Linked DNA regions of Mus musculus: all the other regions are linked to region 2. A link is a loop called in an ENCODE intact Hi-C map of the cell type or tissue named here. Cell type or tissue: heart. All regions are shown on one strand. Region 1 has its middle 29 kb from the start of Nedd4. Region 2 holds the start of Rfx7 (regulatory factor X, 7). Region 3 overlaps Rfx7 (regulatory factor X, 7).

Region 1 (8,000 bases), 130 kb after region 2:
CAAATGTTTCGGCTCATAATCTCATGGGGGATTTCTCAATGATCCGACTGCCAATTTCAATTTCTTCCACCATTAAATATTAATACCAGTAATGGAATTGACTTCTGATCTTGTTTGAAATAACATGAATGGCCTACTTAAGATTAAATGTAAAAAATATACACAGTGCCAGGTGTGGTAGTGCAGTTTTAATCCTGACTCTCAGGGAGCAGTGGCAGGCAGATCTCTATGAGTTTGAGGCTATTCTTAGTTCTACATAGTGAATTCTAGGAAAATTAATGCTACATAGTGAGAGACTCTGTTTTGTTAAAAAAATGCAATGAATTATTAGGAGAAATTATGATTTTCAAAAGTAAAAGACACATTGAATATATTCAGATTTCCTTTTTCTTCTTCCTCCTGCTTTTTTGAGACAAGTCTCACTATGTAGCTCTTGCTGTCCTGGAACTCACCACGTGGATCAAGCTGGCCTTTAACTCAGAGATCCTCCTGCCTCTCTGCCTTTTTAGTGCTGTTACTAAAATGTGGGCCACTATGATTGGCTTATTTTATTCTTAAGATCTAAGAACACAGATGTGTGAGTTTATAAAGCAAAAGAGTTAATTCTACAACCACCTGTTTACTTATTTGTGAGACTGGGCCTCCAATCCAGGCCTGTATGTGCTAGAGATCACTCTACTACTAATTTACACTGCTAGTCATGATAATGTTTGGATTTAAGTCAGCTAACATTCCTGATTATTCAGGAATACTCTATCCATAATTAGTTGTTACATCTGTCCTAACACAAATGATAAAATGTGGATTACATATTAACAGAAGTCTGACAGCTAATATGAATGAAATGGATTCTGCCAAAGGCAATTAAATATTTCGTAAACAACCAATTGCTCACACCTATCAACATTTTTCAAACGGTGACTAGTTTAGAGTTCAGAATTAGTTTAATTCTCTTGGGGAAAACTAAAATAAGATCTGTAAAAAATTTTATTTATTTATTTATGTATTAGGTAGGTGTGTTGGTCAAGAGAACAATTTGCTGCAGTCAGTTCTCTTTCCTCCATGGGGTTTTGGGGTATAGGCCTCCCGGTTGTTGCCCGAGAAGGCCTTAATCTCCTTAGCTATCTCGCGGCCCCTGCAATCGGATTTTGAGAGTCTAATTTCTGCAGTATTTTCCCACTATAGAAAAACATGCTATGCTTTTGGCCTGTAATGTAGGCTCAGGGCCGTGAGTCAGAACGATGCAGAGCTGGAGGCTAGCCTGTGAGCCCCGACCAGCCATGTCTCAAAACCTCGGAGCAGCGGCTGTCTTCTTCCCACCCCCACCTTTTCTTCAGGGCCTCGCTGCCGCGCTGTCGGCGGAGGCTCAGCTATGCAGGTTTGGATGGCCGACTCCGCCAGCCTAGTGGCTGGCCTTGAAGCCGACACCCCCCCAGATTTAGGCCTGCGCATTCCTTCCCGGGTCCTATGGCGGGCGGCTTCCGATCGGCCAGGAGCACGCTTTTCAAATGTGGCTTTAGGTTGGGGGCTAGCTAAAACGCCTAATCTGTAGGCGACAGGCTCGCGTGGCGGGCTCCCAGGGAGACCTGTTGTTCGAGCAAAACCGCAAGGTAGTGGCTTTGCGGAAGAGCCACGTTTCTCGGCCCTTCCCCCACTCCACCCCACCCCCGCCTCCTCCGGGGGCTGCGGGGCCTCCGCCGCCAACCTCGCCCGCCCTTCCCCCCACCCCCGCGCGCGCGCTGCCGCCCCCGCCGCGGGCCCCGCGACGCGCGCTCCGGACGAGCTCCTTGTTTCTGGAGTCCCGCCACGCTTGCTCCAACCCAGCCCCCCAAGCCTCGCGCGCAGCCGCAGAGCGGGTCCCGCCCCTTCTCGCCGCGCGCCCCTGCACCCCAGCGCGCTCCCGGAGTGGGCCTCCTCCGCCGCAGCGACGCCTCCTCCTCCTCTTCCTCTCTCCTTCTCTCTCGGTCTCTCGCTCTCTCTCGCCGCTGCAGCCTAGTAGGGGCGCTTCGTCCAGCATGAGCTCGGACATGGCAGCCGACGAGTCGGAGGCCCCAGTACTCTCGGAGGACGAGGTGCGGGAAGGCTGCGTGCCGCGCGGGGGTTCATCGTGGCGAGGGGTGGCCGGGGTGGGTAGCGGGGGTGGCGGGCGATCGGGGCCCGAATTTGGCCCCGCGCTCCGGAGCGGGGCAGGCGGTGAGGGGGAGATGGAGAGAGGCGCGCACGAGGCCTCTGCGGGAGCAGATTCCCCGCTTGCTCGCCTCGCTGCTCGGGGCCTTGGGCCTCCCCCGGGGGGCCTCCGGGGGCCTTTGGCTGCGGCCTGGGCGCGCTCGCTCACCCTCTCCGGGAGGGCCATGGCTTGGGTGGGGCGGCCTCCCGAGACTCAGCATCCCGCTCCTGCCGCAGCGGGAGCCGACAGAACTTAGCGACTTTGCCACTATGGCTTCCCGAGGGCCAGGGTTGGGAACGAAGGGGGGTGGGGGGAGGGTGGGATTCCTTCGAGTCCGCGGCCAGCGTCGGATGTGGAAAGTTCACACTTTGTTTCCAGGCCTTTGTTAGTATTTTTTTTTAAGTGAAGGCAAAAGAAATAGAGAAATACTTTAAAAGAACACCCAGCAGCTGTTGGCTTCAAAAACTGCAGCCCAAGGATTCGTGGCACGCAAAACCGTCTGTTACAGAGGAACAACTTAATCGCGACTTTGCCTCGCGCTCGCTGAAAGTGAGGCCCTCTTGAGGGAGGGCTTCGATGGAGCTGGCGGTCGTCTCAAATGGGTGGGGCATTAGAGACTTCGAAGTGTTTAACAGTGACCCTTTCAGATTGTGTGTGTGCGCGCCTGCGCGTGCGCGCCTGCCTGTGTGTGTGCCTGTGTGTGCCTGTGTGAATCCAATCTCCGGGTTTCTGTTACTTAATCTAGTGGTCACATGTGCATTTTATCAAGATTGGGCTCAATTAGCTAGAAATTCCTAACCCCCCCAATTTTTTATTCCTTTCTCAGGTACCTCCAAACACTATTGTAATGGCGCCCTCCAATTTTTCCCCGTTTCCCTAAGAGCTTTTTGTTTATCTATAGTGGGCGCTTCATTAAGATAATTATTGCAACATATTTTGAAAACGTTTGTGTGTTCACACCCGTGCGTGTGTGCCTGTGTGTGCGTGTATGTATTGTGGTTGGAATTTAATTTTTTAGGCAATCCTGTTTTTTTTTTTTTTTTTTTTTTTTTTAAACATTGGTGGACTGGAGGACATATTAAATGAACTAAGCCCGGCCTAGAGAGAGGTTACTTGAGATCTCATGGGGAATCTAGAAAGTTGCTATTATAAAAGTTGTTAGTAAAGGGTCTGAAGAGGTGGCTCGGTGGCCGAGCTCTTGTAAAGGACCAGTGTACAGCCCCATGGTGGGGCCCCTCATAACAGTAATTCCAGCTCTGGATCTCTGTGGCACCAGCACACATGGCATACATTCACTCTCTCTCTCTCTCTCTCTCTCACTCACACACACACACACACACACACACACACACACACGAGTACATTACTGGAGCTGGGGAGAGCAGTTGGGGAAGAGAGGCCAAAGCAAAGGCCAGTGAGAGTACTGAGTCACAGTAGCTGTAAGCTCTGCTGGGCTGTTAAATGCACGGTGGGCTGAATGCTTATATACTTTGGAATGCTACAAGATGGGCTGTAGAGAGGACTTAGTTAAGAGCATTTGGTCTTTCAGAGAACTTAGGTTTGGTTCCCAGCACTCACATGGTGGTTTACAGTCCTCAGAAATGATGCCCTCTTCTGACCTCTGTGGAAGTCAGCTATAGACATGGTGCACATAAGCACATGCAGCAAGACACACACTAAATAAACAAACAAACCAACCAACCTTTAGAAAAAAGCCCAGTTCTCAGGTAACATTTAGAATATGGTAACAGGCAGATACAGAAGGTTCTAGGTACTCAGAAGCAGCCCTCCCCCTCCTCTAGCCAGGGGTGACGGTCTGCGCAGTGCCCACTATTTCATAGGAGTCAGGAGTTACTGTTGCCCTGTGGCTAGGATGCCTTTCCTCTACCCTGCCTGCTGCATACCCACTCAATTTGGAAGATCTCAAGTTGGTATCCTACTCTGGCCTTGGGCTTCTGGCTGGCTCGTCCAGCTACCTCTTCCAGCAGAGCTAGCTGGTCACAGACTAAATAATGTTAAAGTTATCTTTCTCTGTCTCTTTTCTCCCTCTTGGCCCAGTATCTGTTTTCCAGATTGTCCTTTTCATCTGCCCAGCTGAAATAAAGAAAGATCTGTGTGGCCGCTAGTGGGTGCGCAGCAGCAGCTGGGGCTCGGAGCTCCCTCTGTAGTAAGGACTAACTGAACTTAGTGAAGGATCTATACTTCTGAAGAGCTTATGATCCGGGGCCTGTTACATTCCCATGATAAAGGTTTAGATGTGGGTTCTGGGACTCAAATTTTTCTCCCCTCTTTCTGTGTCTACTTTGTGCTCACTAAGGGAGAGAGGCAGGAAGACAGATAGGGTTGTGAGCGTCTTCCACTGCGGGGCTAATTGGGTTATTAATATTCACTCAGCAGACGTTCATTAATGTTCTGTGTGCCGTGTGCCAAGCACCAGGGATACAGAGGATAAAAGACCAGCCTCCAAGGAGCTCACTGTCTGGTGAACAAGCTAGAAATGGCTCGTTTGCTGGTTGCAGCTGGAAGCTCATTCCTCTCATTGGGCATTTATTTATTTATTTATTTTCTGGTTTATCACAGAACCAAATGGCAGCTTGGAACACAGCCCACCCCACACACACCCAAATACCACATGCCCCCCCCCCCACACCACGAACACTACTACACACGTACACATCACACACACATACATACATACCACAACACCCCCCACCCCCATACACATTTTGTTCTTTATTTAAAGATGGAAACATGGCGGCTGTGTCATCTCTTGAGCTCAGACTAGTCAGAGTAGGCAGCCTGCTGCTGTTGATTAAAAGTGTTTGGACTGGGGTGTGGTTTAGTTGGTTGAGTGCTTGCCTAGTGTGTCTGAAGCCATGGTTGAATATCCTGCATTGCGTACAACGGATGTGTTAGCCCATGCTTTTAATACCAGCACCTGGGAGACAGGCAAGAGGAATTCTGTGAGTTCGAGGTCAGTATCATCTACATAGCAAGGTCCTGAACAGCTAGGGTTACATAATGAGACCTCTCAGAGGGGGGAAAAAAAAAGGTCAAAGGTCATGTAGCAGTACGTCAGAGCACACATCTGTCATGGCAAGTGGAAACGGAGGGCCAGAGGCATGAGCGCCTGACTAAGACCAACCAGAGCTGTGCTGTGAGCGCCTGTCTCCAAAAGAAGGAAATGGATTCAAACAAATCTGAAACAAGGAGAAAGATGAATAGAAATGGCACAGAATGTAGAGAATTGTGGCTTAATCTTACAGAGCGATTAGGACTCACTGGGTGATGTGACGGAGGGTATTAAAGCATGCTGAAATTGGATCTAATACCTGCCCCCTTTTGGATGAGTTTTAGTTTTTTGGGTTTTTTTTTTTTTTGGTTTTTTTGAGACAGGGTTTCTCTGTGTAGCCCTGGCTGTCTTTGAACTCACTCTGTAGACCAGGCTGGCCTCGAACTCAGAAATCCGCCTGCCTCTGTCTCCCGAGTCCTGGGATTAAAGGCGTGTGCCACCACGCCCGGCTTGAGTTTTAGTTCTTTTATGTATAGCCTATGGAAAGAGATTCTGTTTGCAGAAATTTTACTATTAGGACATTAGCTAAATGAAGAAGTGTAATATAATTTACATGGTTTGCTCTGGTGGCCACTTAGGATTAACTACAGAAAATAACTCATTCCTTTTGCTTTTTTTGAAACAGGGTCTCGCTGTATAACCTGGAGAACTCTGTAGATCAGGCTGGCCGGGAACTCAGAGAGCTGCCTGCCTGCTTGCTGTGAGATTAGAGGTGCTAGGCATTGTCCCCAGAGAAAGATGAAAGAAAGGATGAGAGGAAGGATGTGGGCCTGGGGGTTATTACCTGTTGTCCTCCCAGGGCACTGCCGACTCTTTTTTTTTTTTTTTTTTTTTTTTTAAAGATTTATTTATTTATTTATTATATGTAAGTACACTGTAGCTGTCTTCAGACGCACCAGAAGAGGGCATCAGATCTCATTACGGGTGGTTGTGAGCCACCATGTGGTTGCTGGGATTTGAACTCTGGACCTCCGGAAGAGCAGTCGGGTGCTCTTACCCACTGAGCCATCTTATCAGCCAGGCACTGCCCACTCTTTAGAGGCTGGGAGGCTGGAGACTTTTCCCAGTTAGAGTTGTGAGAAGTAGGTTTCCTATTAAGATGCACTCACTGAAGATGGGGGGGGATAAAAAAGAGGGGTATCGCTTTGGCTTTTTCTGCTGATAAGCATACATGTATGCAGGTTGAATTTTTCTACAATTTTTTCTACAGTTTTGATGACTGCAGAGAAGCCTCAGTAGTTAGGAGCGCTTACTGTTTGTGTAGAAGACCTGAGTTCAGTTTCTAGCACTCACTAGGCAGCACACACACAAGCCTGTTACTTGAACTTGGAGGATCCCCTCACTCTGCTGGCCTCCACAGAGCCCCACACACAGATGCACACGCACACACACACACACACACAGAGACACAAGCATCTAATTAAAAATAATGAAGGGAAACCATGACAAAAAAGAGTGCCAATGTCTGAGGCTGGATTTGTAGCTTAGTTGGTGAAGTGCTTGTCTAGCAAGAGCACTGGGTTTATGGGTGTGGTGGTGCATACCGGAATCCCGTATCTGGAAATGGAGGGGTGGGGTTAAGGTTCAAGATGCTCCTGGCTACATGTATGAATGCAGAGCATCCTGTATGTGGGCATATACTCTACTAACTTAGCTATGTCCCTAGCCCTGAATCTTTCCTACTTAAATTCATAGAAATATTAAGGAATTCTTCTGAAAATCTTTCTGAGATTTAACAAATTACATTTATTTACTTGTTTGTGCGCACGCATGTGTATGTATTCGTGTGCCATGGTGCATGAATGGAAGTTAGAAGCAGCTTTTAGGAATCCTCTGTCTATCATGTGGGTCTCAGGAATTGAACTTGAGTCACCAGACTTGTCAGCAAGTGCGGGTGGGGAGGTGTGGGGGGAAGGGACATGGAGCCATTTTGCTGACACACTCTTGTGAACATTTATTATTTATTTATTTAAGACAGGTTTTTCCTCTGTGTAGCCCTGGCTATCCTGGAACTCACTTTGTAGACCAGGCTGGCCTCAAACTCAAAAATCTGCCTACCTCTGTATCCTAAGTGCTGGGATTAAAGGCGTGCGCCACCACCGCCCGGCTTCTTGTGAACTTTTTTTAATTTTATTTTTTCAAGACAGAGTTTCTCTCTGAACTACTGTCACCCAGTGAATTTTGTTTCTTTCTTTCTTTTTTTTTAAGATTTATTTATTATATGTAAGTACACTGTAGCTGTCTTCAGACACTCCAGAAGAGGGAGTCAGATCTCGTTACGGATGGTTGTGAGCCACCATGTGGTTGCTGGGATTTGAACTCCGGACCTTTGGAAGGGCAGTCGGGTGCTCTTACCCGCTGAGCCATCTCTCCAGCCCGAATTTTGTTTCTTATGCTTGTTGTGTAAGATAGTAATTGGGTGCCATTGTTAATGTTGTCTTTTTACATTTCAATATGGACTCTAGTCATTTAATAAGACCACAAAAATATAAGGAGTTGGAGGTTGGAATTATATTGGATTTATATATTACTTTGGAGAAAATAGGCAACTTATTAAAATTTTTCATCAACAAGCACAGAGAATGTCTTCATTTATTAGTTCTCTAATGTCCTTCAACAGTGTTTTTAATATTATCAGTTGAAGTTTGTTTATTTTGTTTCTGTATCTTGTACAATTTTAAACATATGTATGTGGAAAAATATGTATATTGAGACAGGATCCTACTGTGTAGCACCGGCTACCTTGGAACTCATTATATA
Region 2 (8,000 bases):
CTCAAGGGGGTACTACTACCCACAATGGATTGGCCCTTCCCACATCAATCACTAGATAATAAAATGCCTTATAGACTTGCCTACAGATAGTTCTTATGGAAGCCTTTTTTTCATTTGAGGTTCCTTCCTCTCAGATGACTATAGCTTGTCATGTCGAGTTGATATAAACTAACCAGCATAGTTGACCCCTTGTGAATTTGACTTACAAACACTTCACTGTTAAACCACAACCTTTTCTTTCTTGTTTATCCCAACAATTGTTCATTATCAACATCGCAATATAAAGCACTTTCTTTTTTGTTTGTTTGCTTTTGTTTTTTTCAAGACAGGGTTTCTCTGTGTAGCTCTGGCTGTCCTGCAACTCACTCTGTGGACCAGGCTGGCCTCGAACTCACAGAGAACCACCTGTCTCTGCCTGAGTGCTGAGGCTAAAGGTGTGCGCCACCACCACAGGCTAATAGTAAAACATCTGAAACCGAAAAAGTTTTACAAGTGTTACAAATTTAAACACTTTTAAAATTCAATTTCTTTTAAAATTCAAAAGCTCTCAACTATGGGCTCCTATAAAATAAAAGAATAAGTTAGATGCTTTCTTATCTCAAGAGGAAAGAACCAGGGCACAGTCACAATCAAAGCAAAGTAAAACTGGACTCCAACTGTGTAAATAACCCAATGTCCAACATCTGGGATTTACTAATGATCTTCTGAGCATCTCCACAGGGTCAGCATCACTTCTCTACCCTCACACACAGCTTGTCTTCTAGGCTTTGACCAGCTCCACTCCACTGCTGCTGCTGTTCTTGGTGGCCATCTCATAGTACTGACATCTGCAAAGTTCTGGGGTCTCTTGCAGTAATTGGAAGCACTTTCACCAATAGCCTTTCCAGGGCTCTTTTCTGGGACCCCGGCCCTGCCACACAGTACCAAGACTCAGCTGTTCTTTAGACCTTCATGTGTTTAAAACCAGCCTAACCTGGGTGACCAATTTCAGATGCCAGCACAAGGTACAACCTTGGCCACCTCTGAAAGACAGCTTCTGTGTGCTGACCATGAGGAATCCCTTCCCCAGAAGCCTTCACCTCAGCAATGCTGGTTTCTCCTCTTCTTCCTCCTTCTCCTTCAAGATTTATTTATTTAAGTGTGAGCGCTCTAGGTGCATGTACAGCTGCTGGAAAGATGGCTCAGTGGTTAAAAGATGGTCTCTTCTTAATCACAGTAGATACTTCGGCCCCAGTTGCCCAGCATCATTGTCTCAAAAAACTCCACAGGTTCTACTTTAGCGGCTCTGCTCTCTTGTTAGAGCTGATTTTTTTCATTCCCAGCTGATCAGACACCACAGACTCTTCATACAAATGACCTGATAGAGCATTTTCTTCCCTATGAAGCTTCACAAGCCAGGACTTCATTATCTGCACTGCTCTCAACATTCAGATACTCAAAAAGTCCTACAGAACAGCTCACTGAACTCTCAACACTCAATGACTTTTTAGCCCAAAGTTACAAACTCTTTTCACAAAATCCCCGCCAAAACAACATGGTCAGGCCTGTCACAGCAATATCCCATGACCCTGGTACCAGCTGCTTAGCGTTATGATGATGATGATGATCATGATAATGAAACATCCTGACCAAAAGGAAGTTGGAAGGAAAGAGTTTTATTTGGCTTACACTTTCTACATTGTAGTCTACCACTGAAGGAAGTCAGAGTAGGGACCTGGAAGCAGAAGCTGAGGCAGAGGCCACAGAGGACGTTGCTTACTAGCGTGTTCTTCATGGCTTACTCAGTATGATTTGATGTTCTTGTTGTTTGTTTTTTGAGACAGGGTATCTCTGTGTTGCCTGGGATGTCCTGGAACTTGCTCTGTAAACCAGACTGGCCTCAAACTCACAGAGATCCACCTGCCTCTGCCTCTCAAGTGCTGGGGTTCAAGCTTTGTATCACCACCACCACCTGGCTCAGCCAGCTTTCTTATAAAATTGAGGATCATCAGCCCAGGGGTGTCACCACCCACAATGGGCTGGACCCGCTCCAATAAAGCACTAATTAAGAGAATGCAGCACAGGCTGGCCTACAGCCCAGTCTTCTAGAGGCATTTTCTCAGTTGAGATTCCCTCTTCTCAGATGACTATAGTTGATTCAAGTCAACATAAAGCTAGGCAGCACACCCAGGTTCTGTCTCCTATTCTTTTCAAGGATACCCAACTCAAAGGCCAGCCAAGAGGCCTTCTCTAGATCTAACTTTCACAGACCGATCTCTCTAATCTATCTCTACCATTAATAGACATTGTGGTGATTTAAACAAGACTATCCCCCTATAGGCTATAGTGTTTGAGGATTTAATCCTTAGTTGGTGAAACTGTTTGGGAAGTATTAGAACCTGTGACTTTGTTGGAAGAGGAGTGCCACACAGTGTGCCTCTCTGCCCTGTACTACAATTTGAGATATGAGTTCTCACCCATTCCTACTGCCATGCCTTCTCTCTGCCATCATGAACTCTAACCCTCTGAAATTATAAGCCCAATTAAATGTTTATTTTATGTTACCTTGGTCATAGTGTCTCATCATAGCAACAGAAAAGAAACAAAGATGAATACATTTTGGAATTCGTCTCAAATACTTCAATGTTAATCTTGCTCTACTTCACAAAATATAAACTACTTTGAGTTGGGTCTATGCCTTATTTATATTTTCTGCACCCAGTAATATTATGTGGTATTAATTTTCCTCATACTTTGTAAATTATGTGAGTTTTATCTCACTAATCCCTAGAGATAAATGTATAATGTATCATAATTCATACATACATGCATATATACATATATTATATGTAGTGTAAATATCTGGAAAGCTTTATAAGGGAAATGAAGTTTTCATACATAAGATTAATAGAAAGGGGGCTGGAGAGATGACTTAGTGGTTGAGAGCAGTGTCTGTTCTTCCAGAGGACCTGGGTTCAATTCCCAGAACCCACATGGAAGCTTACAACTGTCTGTAACTCCAGTTCCAGGGCACCTGACACCCTCACACAGACATACATGCAGGCAAAACACCCCAATGCACATAAAATAAAATAAGTAAAACTTTAAAAGAAAATACTAGAAAAAAGTTAATAACTGAATTTAAATGTTATTTACTAAACACCTACGAGCCATGAATTACGTCCCAGGACTGCTACCACACATTACTCTGCTTCAGAGGTATCCACAGCCACTTTGTCAATTCTCTTGTTAGACCACTGCAGTGGGTTACAAATCACTCTCCATGCTGTCTCTGACTGTAAAACCAGAGTTTTCCTTCCCAGCTCAATTGGCATTCCTCAGACTGTTTTTTTCCCCATTGTCATACACACCCTCGAGGGGAAGTTTACACTTTCCGTGACTGGGATCTGCTCATAACCAATGCTATCTTAAAAATTCATATTCACTAAAATGTTTTCTATTCACTCCCATGGGGGTGAACTGAAACTGAGAAAATGAGCCACCATGATTCTAAGTTGGCCTTTACTCTCTGGGTTTGCCCTGAATCCCTACCCAAGGTTTAAGGTAACTTTACCACTTTTTTTTTTTTCAAGTTTCTTTAAAGCATAGTTTATTTAAATTCAGTCTCCTATGAAAACTGTAACAAAGCCCAAATTTACCTCTCAGATGTTAAGTGTGAGCAATGATCTTTCTTTTCCTGAAAGGGTGTCTCATTCTGGCAAGAGGATGTCTTCAGTCTGTCGCTATATGAAAACCCTCTCATGGCTGGTTGAACCTAATGCTTCCAGATGTCTGCTCCAACTGCCATGCTGCCAGTCCCCAAGGCCCTAAGTCGCCGTAAACGCACTCTGTTCAGAATCGCCGCTAGAGGGCAAATCGGGGCTGTAACTCTGCTGAGCCCTCTAGCGGTGACTGTGGGATGCGTGGCTCTTTATGGAACCTATTAAAAACTGAAAAGTTGCACTCGGGAAGCCAGCCTGTGTGACACCGGTAGTGAAGTTATTTTAAAGACATCTCGGTTCTCAACTTCCTTTTCTTAAGGTCTTTAGCAGGTCCTAGTTACCTTTCTTTGTTGATTCTCCCCCTCCCCCCCCTCCCCGAATGTGGCAATGTGAGGCCATCACTCTTCGGGTTTAAAAAAAAAAAATTAGAAAAAGGGGTCTGGGCCACTTTTCCCATTGTCTTTTTATATCATCTTCCCCGTGAATACAGAATTATAAATATGCATTCTGGAACACAGTCTGGATCCTCAGGAGGAAACTGTATTTTGCAAGGGTGTCCTTGCCTCCACCCATCCAGGTGCAAACATTCAGAGTATGGGCTTCCAGTCTGTATGAACCAGGCCTGAGGCCACATGGACAAAGCAAGAGAGTTTCAGGCCAAGGCAGGGAACAGAGCACTCAAAAGACCACGCAATCCAAGCCAATCAGATTCACCACCCACTAGAAGTCTGAAAGGTGGCAGGGCCTCCTAGCTCAAAGTCCATCCAGGAAAGTGGCCAGAAAATCTGACAGGGCCAAGTCTGATAGAAACACTGTCAGAGAAGTTACGGGCTGGGAGGCTCATTACAGCCACAGGCACTGAGAAAGGTCAGTGCGAGCTGTGCAGCTGTTCCATCTGGTGCCAGAGGCTTTGGCTGCTGTCTTCTACACCCAGGCGCTTAGCCTTCCTGACCAGCCCCACCTAGAAAAGCTAATTCTTCTGCTCTTCTAAGAGGAATGATTTGTTGGAGGCAGGGAGTCTCACTCTCAGCCAGCAAAGCTGTCTATGAATGGGAAGGGGGCGAAATGGTGGGCAGTCTCTGGCTGGGGTGAGTTTAGATGGCTGCGAAGGAAGAGCTCTTGGCTGAAGCTCGCGCCTCCATGTTGTATTACATGTGTTCCTTTTGAGAAACAGGAGGGGCCTTGGCTGCCAGGGACCCTGACAAGCCGCGACTTGAGCTGTGTGTCTCCGAGCCTGGGCTGAATTGGGAGTGTAGAGCAGGGAGGGCACTCCTGGCATAGGGGGTGGGGTGGGGAACAGCATGGGCAAAGGCACCAAGGAAGAATGAATCTGCTGCGCGCTGAGGATGGCATGGAGACTTCACTGATTGGAGCTGGGAGTTCTTGCAGGGGGGATGGAGGCGGCTGTGATTGGACGGCTAAAGTGGGGCCAGATTTGGAGGGCTTTGAATGCCCGACCGAGGAGCACTTCCACCAGCTTGCCACTTGCCATTTTCCGACCAGACCGAGTAGGCTCGCTGCGCTAGCTCGTCGAAAAGCTCTCACCTGCTCCAGCTCAGTCCGGTGGCTGAGAGAGGAAGCAGTCCTGACTAGTAGAGGGGAAACGCTCGCGAGCGTGTAGTGGGGGCGGGAGGGCGTGTAGATTCGTTTCACCTTACACACTAGGAAGCGATCAATTCTCCCTTCCACGCCGCACGGTGGCACAGGTCCACTCCCTGCCGCCGTCACGCGAGCCCGCTCCCCGCCCCCAACACGCCCCCCCAACCCCCTCGGCCGCCGCAGCCACCCGACCGCTCCCTCGGGGCCCCCGCCGCGGCTTCCTGGGCCCGCGGCCCGTAGCCGCTCCGCTCCGCCCCGCGCGCTCCGCGCCCCCCTGCGGCCCCCGCGCCGCGCCCGCACACGCGCGTCCACGCCCCCCGGCCGCGCGGTAGGTGTTGTGCCGTCTGCGCCGGGCCGCAGTGCGGCTGCGCGCGCTGGGCTGCTCCGGGCTGGCAGGGCAGCAGTGGCCGCGGCGGCGGCGGGGCCGGGAGCGAGCGAGGGAGCGAGCGGCGTGGGGGAGCTCGGAGGCGCCAGGCCCCCGGGGGAGGGCGGCCGGGGAGGCAGGCCCCCCGAGAGACCCGTCGGGTTGGATTTTGGGGCCGAGGGGGCGCCCGACCACGGACCTCGTTCTTCAGACGCCCCCCAGCCCCGGCCGCTGACGGGGGGCTGAGGGGCGCCGCCATGCCTCTGCCGCGGTGACGCGCGGGGCCGTAAGGAGAACCGGGAGAGGAACCGTGACGAGAACCGCGAGGAGAACCGGGAGAGGAACCGTGACGAGAGCCGCGAGGAGCCGCGCGGTCTCCCCGGGGATGTCCCTCAGGCGGCCGGAGAAAGCGACTCACTCGAGCCCTGGGGTATAGGCCTAGCTTATCCAGCTTCCTTCCTTCCTCCTCTTCCTCCCCCTCCTCCTCCTCTTCCTCCCCTCCCCCTCCTCCTCCCCTCGTCGTCCTCCCCTCCGCGTCTCTTCCCTCACCCTTCCCCGCGCCCCCATCTTCCCTCCCTCCCCTCCAGCAGCGATGGCAGAGGAACAACAACAGCCGCCACCACAGCAGCTCGATGCCCCTCAGCAGCTTCCCCTCAGCGCCCCCAACCCCGGGGTGGCTCTGCCAGCCCTTGTGCCCGGGCTGCCAGGGACAGAGGCCAACGCTCTGCAACACAAGATCAAGAACTCCATCTGGTAAGAGGATCCTCCATCGCTGGGGTAGAACAGCCTAGGCACATTGCTGCTGCAAAGGGGATGGGGGGCGGCGGCGGCATCCGAAGGGGAGGCTAATGCATTCATTGAAGGTGGGTTTCCAGAGCCGGGTGCATGGCTGTGCCACCTCTGGACGGGGGAAGGTTGCACCCACCCCTGGTCTCCTTAGACACACACACACACACACACACACACACACACACACACACACACACACCATGCTTCCCTCTTCTCAATTGTAAGCAGATAAACAAGTTATTTGTGCATTTTTCCATATACAGTAAGGGAAATATGGGTCAAGATTAAGTCATTGCATGATAGTGGCATGAATTGGAAACTTGTAATGTAAAAAATGTGTTGACTCCTTTTGTAGTCATAGGAGGAGCAAGAAGTGTATTGTGAATTTTGACCAAACAAGACATTGCATTAATATGCAGCACAAAAACCTAACATGTCTTTTTCATTCAATTGGATTAGCTGCTTTTTCTGGATGGTTTTGCCTCCTTTATTCTCGCACTTAATTTCCCTTCTAGGGAATTTATTCTTTGTATTGACTGTAAAGGAAATGCTTCTTTTGCACAAAGTATTTTATTTTAACGTAGAAATTTACAAGGTAAAGTGAAATTTTTTTAAATGTAAAAAAGCTCTTGCTATTTTGTGTAATTATTAAAAAGAGTCTAGATGGAACACTAGTCCTGTATTTTCTTGTATGGGAATTTGGGATATTTCAATGCTAATTGAACTCTTAGAGACTGATAACAATATTAATATATATACACAGAGTCAAGTCCATCTTCTATCAGAACCATTGCAAGTGTTCTTTAAATGTGAACTTGGCTTGTTTTGTAGGATTCTTTATTAACTGACCTTTTTTTAAAGCATAGCACTATTTTTAAAATGGAAAGGAATATATGGAATTTGGTCTAAGATTGCTTTTAATAGCAATTTTAAAATAGAATTAAGTATGATGTGAAAAAAATAGCCTTGATTTCTTTTGAGCATGAATCTAGCAGGTTCACCATTGACTATGACTACTAAAATAACAAAACTTGCAATTTGAAAACAAATGTATCATAAAGCAACTGGCATTGAATGTATAGCATTTGAACATTTCAAGACAGTGGCCAATTTTAAATACAAAATTAAAAGTTGTTATATAGTAATTTTCATTGTTTTCTTAGCATGCTTCCATGTCATGATGCTAATAGGAAGTGGGTCAGTGCAGGCTTTTCTAGTTAATACTGTACAGTTGACAGTTGAATGTCTTGGTTTTATTTTTAATTTTAATATGAAACGATTATTTTAAAAGGATTTTTTTAAGGCTTTGACAATAGTTATGTGGCAACTTCAGTAAGTCAGATATGTGAGATAATTTTATGCACTCGTGTGTGTGTGTGTGTGTGTGTGTGTGTGTGTTGTGTTTATGGAGATGGGGAGACGAGCAATACTTTCATTCAATGCATACCTTTTTCCTGTTTTAAAATCTGTAATTTAAAGATATAATTAATTTTGTGCTTACTGTGTTGGGTTCCACAAAGCCAGATGTTTTGTTTATCTCTGCATAA
Region 3 (8,000 bases), 63 kb after region 2:
ACCATTCTCTTGTAAAATTTGTGAAACATGGCAAAACCCAAAACATATATGCTGAGTAAATGAACTTTTTTTGTTGGTGGTAGTGAAAGAAAAAGCTAAAGAACATAAACTATTGTGAGAGTGAAAGTAAAGGTACTGAAGACTGTGGGACACAATGTTTGTGCTCTAACTGGAGGATTAATGTGGAATGCACTGTGAAGAGTTCAGTTAAGCAGACTCCAAAACCACATGTTGTGGAAACTAAGAAAAGGCAGAAATCATAAATAAGACTACTTTGTTTTTGTTTTGTTGTTTTTCTTTAAGAGATATAGCTCATTAAGCATTAGAACAATCCTTTGGAAAATACTCTTAGATGATGAGATTTTTGAAATGTACATAGGACCTATATGCAAACAATTGATAGATTAAGTCACCTTCTGAATTAAATCTAAGATTAAATTTTCGGGTAAATTTTGAAAATAAGGACAGACTTCTATAATCTAAAAAGATTGCTCAATTGGTAAGAGTGCTTGGTGCACAGAAATAACTGCATTTGGGACTCCAGCACACACACACATAAGCAGCCAGGGCATGGACCAGCACCTCTTACCCCTGTGTTGCTGAGGAAGCTATGAAGAGGTGGGATTATCTCTGAGGCTTGCTGATCATCCACATAGCCATTTAACTGCCAACTCCAGGTTAAGTGAGAGACCATTTCTCAAGAAAATGAAGCAGAAGGCGATGAAGGAGAACCAGCATCCTCTTCTGACCTCTACATACATGTATACAATTGTATATAACAAAATGAATAGACAGTTCAAAATTGTGAGATTAATTCTGCTATTAAAATTAAATCTACATATAAACTGTGCTTTATAAAGAATTAATTCTGGCCAGGCAGTAGTGGCGCACACCTTTAATCCCAGCACTCAGGAGGCAGAGGCAGGCGGATTTCTGAGTTCGAGGCCAGCCTGGTCTACAGAGTGAGTTCCAGGATAGCCAGGGCTACACAGAGAAACCCTGTCTCAGAAAAAGAAGAAAAAAAAAAAGAAGAAGAAGAAATTCTGGGCCAGACATGGTAGTGCATGCCTGTAATCCCAGCTCTCAGGAAGCTGGGGTAGGTGAATCTCTCTGAATTGGAGACCAGCCTCATTTACATAGAGAGTTTCAGGACAGCCACAGCTGCAATAATAGAGTGACTCTGTCTTAAAAAGATGTCCTACACCATCACTACTACCTAAAACAATTCTGTTATAAATAACCAGTAACCAGTTCACTTGACATTACTAAGAAGTTTTGCTTGAAATAAGTTACCATAAATGTCTTTTTTTTTTTAAGATTTATTTATTTATTATATGTAAGTACACTGTAGCTGTCTTCAGACCCTCCAGAAGAGGACATCAGATTGCATTACGGATGGTTGTGAGCCACCATGTGTTTGACTAGGATTTGAACTTGGGACCTTCAGAAGAGCAGTCGGCGCTCTTAACCACTGAGCCATCTCGCCAGCCCCATGAATGTCTTTATTGTAAAAAGAGGTTATGAAATGGATGAAACCCATATAAAAGAAGGCAGGAATGACGTTTATTCAGCAATAATAGTAGAGAATTTTATAACTAGGTTTATCTAAATAGAAGCCCTTTTGAAATTCAAACTATAATTTCACCTGCATAGTTCAAAGGGGTTTGTTGGTTTTATTTCAGATCTTTTAGCCTGCATTAGCATTAGTCACATTCTAGGTATTTGAAAATTAGAAAAAGATTAGTAGTATTTAGGGGAAATAATAAATTTAGTTGGGAGGAAATATTTTTAATGATCTTTCTTTTTAACCCTTTGTAACCAGCAAGAAGTTGAGAAGTTTACAGACCTAGAGAAACTCTACCTCTACCTTCAACTGCCTTCTGGTCTTAGCAGTGCAGAGAAAAGGTAGACCTATCCTTGTCTTTGTAATGCTGCCTTGTTTGTAGGACTGTACCAAGCTGTGTACATTAGGATTGATTGTTATTTTAGTATTCCTAAGCTTGTCTGAACACAGATTGGAAAAACAACAGATCATGTGTCTTTCATAATACTTAGTTAATATTCACCATCAATTTTGAATAATTCATTTGTGTAACTGGCTAAATACAATGAAATGTAAGTTGGATTTGGTTACACAGAACAGTGGGAGTATTTATGCCATATAAAAATGTGGAAAAAAAAAGAAAAGAAAAGAAAACCAAAGGATAGCCAGGTAAGTGTTCTGAAGAACCAAGTGTGGGGCTGTTTTTATGCAGTGATGAATAAGCACATCACAGGAGGTCAGAGAAAAGAGGAAGTGCAGTGTTGGCCACATTACTGTAGGTGTGCCTCACTTTCAGTACTTTGGGTATTGATTTAGCTTCATTAAAAGTGCTTAAGTGGAGAGAATGTGGAGAAAACAGTTCTTCAGTTTCTATTCTTTAGATTTTCATTACCTTTGCATATTTCTGAGGATTCATTTCACTCATATGTTATCTTCAATATTATATTCATTTCAAATTGTACATGAGAAATAATGAAACACATATTATGTTGCTTTTACCTGTTCTTACCTCGTATCAACCATATTTTAATTATATCCTGTTCTAAACATGTGCTCAGTATTTTGGAATCAGGTACTTCTACTCGGAGGTTGAGATTAGGGTCATAGTCAGTAGACTAGCTTACTGTATACGGTCTATAATGCCCATTTCATGAGATCGGCTTATAAAAGTACTGCCAGATAATAAAATTAATGCTGATTAATGGACATGGTAGTCTATGCAAAGATCCTAGATGTGAGAAGGGTTACGGTGGGAGGATGATTTTCTTAAGATCTCTCCTGTCCATTCTAGGGATGGAGGGTTTTAGTATGATTTCAGGGTAGGTACTTCTACAGGGATATTCTTTGAGTGTGCAGAGTAAATCGAATATAAAGAATTTACCACAATGTTTGTTCTAAACATTTAACAATTTAGAAATTAAAAAAATATATAAATAGGCAAGTAAGTTAGGAAATATTCATACAAAAGTCATTTTGATCTAAACAAAAACCTTATTTTGTAATATCTTCACTACCTAACATGCTTTAGAATCCAAGCCAGCAGTTTAGCCAAACAGGCCAGTATTTTCAGTCTGAAACAGATAGTAAAAACTGGCTCACAGTCACAAATACACAATTTCTATATAGATTACTGCGTATCTACTGTATGTCCTAAGTTCAGTTTGATCCGCTAATATGTTTTTAACATAACACTTAGGCCTTGCTTAAAAAGGTATTAATAGAATTGCTGTCTGGTTCAGCTAAAATTTGTCTGTTTTTATCACTAGTGATCAGAATGCCATGTCATCTAGTCGGGCACAGCAAATGCATGCCTTTTCCTGGATTCGAAATACCTTAGAGGAGCATCCTGAGACGTCACTCCCCAAACAGGAAGTCTATGATGAATACAAGTAAGTGTACCATGTGATAGACTAAAGCAGATAAGTACTGTGTTAGAACAGTGATTTATTTTGTCTCTGCTTATGATCTGGCTGTTACTTGGGTGATGTGTTTAGAAACTTCCAAGATTACTACCAGCTCTAAGCTTCTGTGCTAGAATGTAATATAGAACAGAGTATTAAATGAGGGCTTTGTCCAGGCTTCTGAGGACAAAGGATGTATAGGGATACTGAATTTAAAGTTTCTTACAGAATTTTAAAATGACAAGAAACATGGGAGGGACTAGAGGGACAGTGGGTGGCAATAAAAAATAATCAGTGCATAAGAAAAGACTAAAACATGGGTTTTTGTACTTTAATATTTTTCTCTTTTTTTTTTAATTGGATATTTTCTTTATTTATACTTCAAATGTTATCACCTTTCCCAGTTCCCCCCCATCCTAAAACTCCTTATCCCATTTCCCCTCTCCCTGCTTCTATGAGGATGTTCCCCCACCTACCCACTCCTGCCTCCCCACCCTGGCATTTCCCTACACTGGGGCGTCAAGCCTTCACAGGACCAAGGACCTCTCCTCCCATTGATGCCCGACAAGGCCATCCTTTGCTACATATGTGGCTGGAGCCATGGGTCCCTCCATGTGTACTCTTTGGTTGGTGGTTTAGTCCCTGGGAGCTCTGGAGGGTCTGGTTGGTTAATGTTGTTTTTCTTCCTATGGGATTGCAAACCTCTTCAGCTCTTCAGTCCTCTAACTCCTCCATTGGTGTACTTGAATTTTTAAGCCACTTTTCATAAATATAAAACCATTTAATTCTATCCCAACCAGAGAATATTGTAAAGTGTTTATTCAAGGATAAAAGAGATTAGTGACATACAAGAACTCCACACAAATAACTTTGATTATGCAAATAGTTTGTTTAAATGGGAAATAAAAAGTATATATGTTATAGGGCTTTAAAGACAGAGCATGATCAGTTATTGTGATATTCAGTATTGCTTAGTGTGTTTATAGTTTATTTGAAAGGAAGAATTCGGGGCTGGAGAGATGGCTCAGCAGGTAAGAGCACCCGACTGCTCTTCCGAAGGTCCTGAGTTCAAATCCCAGCAACCACATGGTGGCTCACAACCATCCCTAATGAGATCTGACTCCCTCTTCTGGTGTGTCTGAAGACAGCTACAGTGTACTTACATATAATAAAGGAAGGGAGGGAGGGAGGGAGGGAGGGAGGAAGAATTCATTCTGGTAGAATAAATAAAGCCAAAATTGTATGGTTATTAAAACATCAAACTAAGAAAAAATTAGTATGAGAGTGGGTGGGTAGGGGAGCAGGGCGGGGGGAGGGTATAGGGGACTTTTGGGATAGCATTTGAAATGTAAATGAAGAAAATATCTAATAAAAAATTTTAAGGGGCTGGAGAGATGGCTCAGCGGTTAAGAGCACTGACTGCTCTTCAGAAGGTCCTGAGTTCAATTCCCAGCAACCACATGGTGGGTCACAACCATCCTAAGGAGATCTGGCGCCCTCTTCTGGTGCGTCTGAAGGCAGCTACAGTGTACTTACATATAATAAATAAATAAATCTTTTTTTTTTTTAATTTAAAAAAAAAATAGTATGTTGTAATTATATAATTTGTTAGAAAACTTTAACAAGAACATTGTTGATATCTGGCAAGAAAACTCTCTAGCTTACTCATAAGTTTTAACTGCTCGTTAAAGAAAGCATAGTGGGGCTATAAAAAGGAATACATACTTAAGATGAGCTAAATGAAGAACTTTAATATTTTGAGAAAAGTTGAAACTGAAAGTTGTTCATTGTTACAATCGGAAACTCTTTGATGAGTATCCACTGTGTGCTGGACCCTGAGTATCTGATGAGACTGACACCAGTTCTGTCCTCCCCAAGACTCTGTATATGTGGTGGGTGGGTGGAATGGTAGTCTGTGTCTGTGATGCCACACTGATCCAGGAAGAGTCCAAGGGTAAAGTTAGCTTTATATTTGGGCTACATGGGAAGCAGGAGGGATGGAGGAAAAAGGTGTATATTTATGATTAGCATAGGGTTAGTACAAACAGGGTAATTAAATACAAAAGACCTTCTTAAACTTATATACTTGATCTTAGCCAAAAGGCCAAAAGGAGATCTTTCTGAAACATGTAAAAAGCTCGTCTGAATTCAATAAAAGAACATTTGTACAATATGTTGAAGAAAGTCTGAGTTCAAGATCCAGGAAATTGACATTGTCAGCAAACTTCTATGACCAGGAAAAGTGTTTAACTGTTCTTTTATCATTTGGCACATCTATAAAATGAAATAGAGTGAAACTGCATAAGGTTTATTTTAGTCTAAAATTATAAACTTGTCTGAAGTAGAAAATCTTGAAAAATTGTCCAGAGATGTCTTGCTAGTTTCCTAAAAAAAAAAAAAAAAATTTTTTTTTTGTTTTTTGTTTTGTTTTTTTGAGGCAGGGTTTCTCTGTATAGCCCTGAGTTAAAAGAAATTTTTAACAAGTGATGTGGTTTTTTTAAAGTTTGTTTATTTATGTATTTTATGAATATGGGTGCATTGTCTGCATGCATTTCAGAAAAGGGCATCAGATCTCATTATAGACAGTTGTGAGCTGCCATGTGGGTTTTAACAATTGAACTTAGTATCTGAGCCATCTCTCCAGCCCCAACAAATGATGTTTTCATGATAGACTATGAACAAATCCATGACATGCATATATTCCTGAAGTATTGGCCTTGCCTATTCAACAATTCATATCACCTGCAGAGACATCACCTCAGTTTGTAAAAATGTGACCATAATGCATGAAAACAGCTCATATTTTCCTAATAATGTTCTGTCTTGGGTAAAGCTTGGTTATATTTTACTATTAAATTATATTGAATTTTTCTTTGAAATCAAGAAATAATAAAAGTTTTTCTTAAGTAAAAGAGATTGAGGTGGCTGTATCTGGAGGATATCATCCTTAGTGAGGTAACCCAATTACAAAAGAAGTCATTAAATATGCACTGACTGATAAGTGGATATTAGCCCAAAAACTTAGAATACCCAAGATACAATTTGCAAAACACAAGAAAATCAAGAAGAAGGAAGACCAACGTGTAAATACTTCATTCCTCCTTAGAATAGGGAACAAAATACCCATGGAAGGAGTTACAGAAACCAAGTTTGTAGCTAAGACGAAAGAATGGACTATCCAGAGACTACCCCACCCGGGGATCCATCCCATAATCAGCCACCAAACCCAGACACTATTGCATATGCCAGGAAGATTTTGCTGAAGGGACCCTGATATAGCTGTCTCTTGTGAAGCTATGCCAGTGCCTGGCAAATACAGAAGTGGATGCTCACAGTCATCTATAGGATGGAACACAGGGCTCCCAGTGGAGAAGCTAGAGAAAGCACCCAAAGAGCTGAAGGGGTCTGCAATCCTATAGGTGGAACAACAATATGAACTAATCAGCACCTAGCTGCATATGTAGTAGAAGATGGTGTAGTCGGACATCATTGGGAAGAGAGGCCCCTTGGTATTGCAAACTTTATGTGCCCCAGTACAGGGGAATGCCAGGGCCAAGAAGTGGGAGTGAGTGGGTAGGAGATCAGGGCAGGGGGAAGGTATACGGAACTTTCAAGATAGCATTTAAAATGTAAATAAAGAAAATATCTAATAAAAAAAGAGAGAGAGAGATTGAGGGCCTGGAGAGATAGCTCAGTAGTTGGAAACACTTGTTGCTCTTGCAGAGGATGCAGGTTCAGTTCCCAGCACCAACATGGTGGCTCACAACCATCTAAAGTAAAGGAACTTACAACTTATTCTGACCTCTGTGGCCTGTGTACACACAAAACTACATGTACATACATTCAGGGAAAACGCTCATACACATAAAATACAAATAAATCATTTTTAAAATAGATTGAAACGTCATATTGTTAAGGAACATTAGTGACTTTTCCAACCTCGTACAGTTAATTTTCAGCTTAGTTGAGTTCTGTGAAGCATGTCACAGGGATTTTGATGGGGATTACATTGGATCTGTGTATCATGTTTAGTAATAATAGCTTTTCACAATATTCTGCAAACAATGAGCATGAGAGTTGTTTCCATCTTGTTAAACTTACATTCTTTATTCAGTGTCTTAGTTTTCATGTGGTGGTCTTTCATGTCCTTGGTTAGACTTCTTCCTAAGTATCCTGTTGAATATGGGAGGATGTTAAATTATTGTAAATGGGATGTCTTTCCTAGTTTTTATGTATCATGTTCATTACCAGTATATAGATAAAGCAACTAATTTTTTTGCTGGTTTTATATGCTAATACCTGGCTGAAAGTATTTATTGGATTCTATGTTTTTGTGGCAGAATGTTTAGGGTCTACATTTTAGATACAGAATCATGACATCTTCACGTAGGGATAATTCTTTCCTGTTTGTCTCCTGTTTGTTATTTGTCTTATTGCTCTAGCTGAAATGTTAAGAACTGGTTAGGGGTTGATGGGGTTTTTTTGCTTAGAATTCTTGCATTTTGTCCATATCCATGTCTCCCTTCCACACTTTCCTACTCAGGTTGCTTCCCACA

Evidence for each region. Peaks named below come from ENCODE experiments on the same cell type or tissue, not always from the same donor. Only the 100,000 strongest peaks of a DNase experiment are listed, where the experiment ranks them.
Region 1: a loop joins it to region 2, with 2.7 times the contacts of the local background. A loop is called at or near these places in 14 of 42 quality-filtered maps.
Region 3: it touches region 2 in a loop (2.3-fold over the local background); 7 of 42 quality-filtered maps call a loop at or near these places.

The regions. Positions count from the first base shown.
Region 1 is chr9:72,660,542-72,668,541 of GRCm38, forward strand. It overlaps a transcript of Nedd4 not described here. Among named protein-coding and RNA genes, the nearest start is that of Nedd4, 29 kb to the right of the region's middle. In heart, CTCF peaks have their summits at 1,422, 2,712, 4,294 and 6,036; DNase peaks (open chromatin) are centred at 1,830, 2,330 and 2,780; H3K4me3 peaks cover 4,749 bases; H3K27ac peaks cover 4,309 bases.
Region 2 is chr9:72,526,564-72,534,563 of GRCm38, forward strand. It overlaps Rfx7 (regulatory factor X, 7), which reads left to right and starts at 5,677. Exons shown (of 9, transcript NM_001033536.1): 1 at 5,677-6,417. The coding sequence starts at 6,257. It overlaps 4930509E16Rik (RIKEN cDNA 4930509E16 gene), which reads right to left and starts at 5,295. Exons shown (of 3, transcript NR_045735.1): 1 at 5,247-5,295. In heart, a CTCF peak has its summit at 3,858; DNase peaks (open chromatin) are centred at 3,868, 5,118, 5,668, 6,418 and 1 weaker place; H3K4me3 peaks cover 3,620 bases; H3K27ac peaks cover 2,477 bases.
Region 3 is chr9:72,589,929-72,597,928 of GRCm38, forward strand. It overlaps Rfx7 (regulatory factor X, 7), which reads left to right. Exons shown (of 9, transcript NM_001033536.1): 3 at 1,823-1,905; 4 at 3,310-3,432. Among named protein-coding and RNA genes, the nearest start is that of Gm23057, 40 kb to the right of the region's middle. In heart, a CTCF peak has its summit at 4,943 (motif pointing left); no DNase peak of the experiment used is centred here.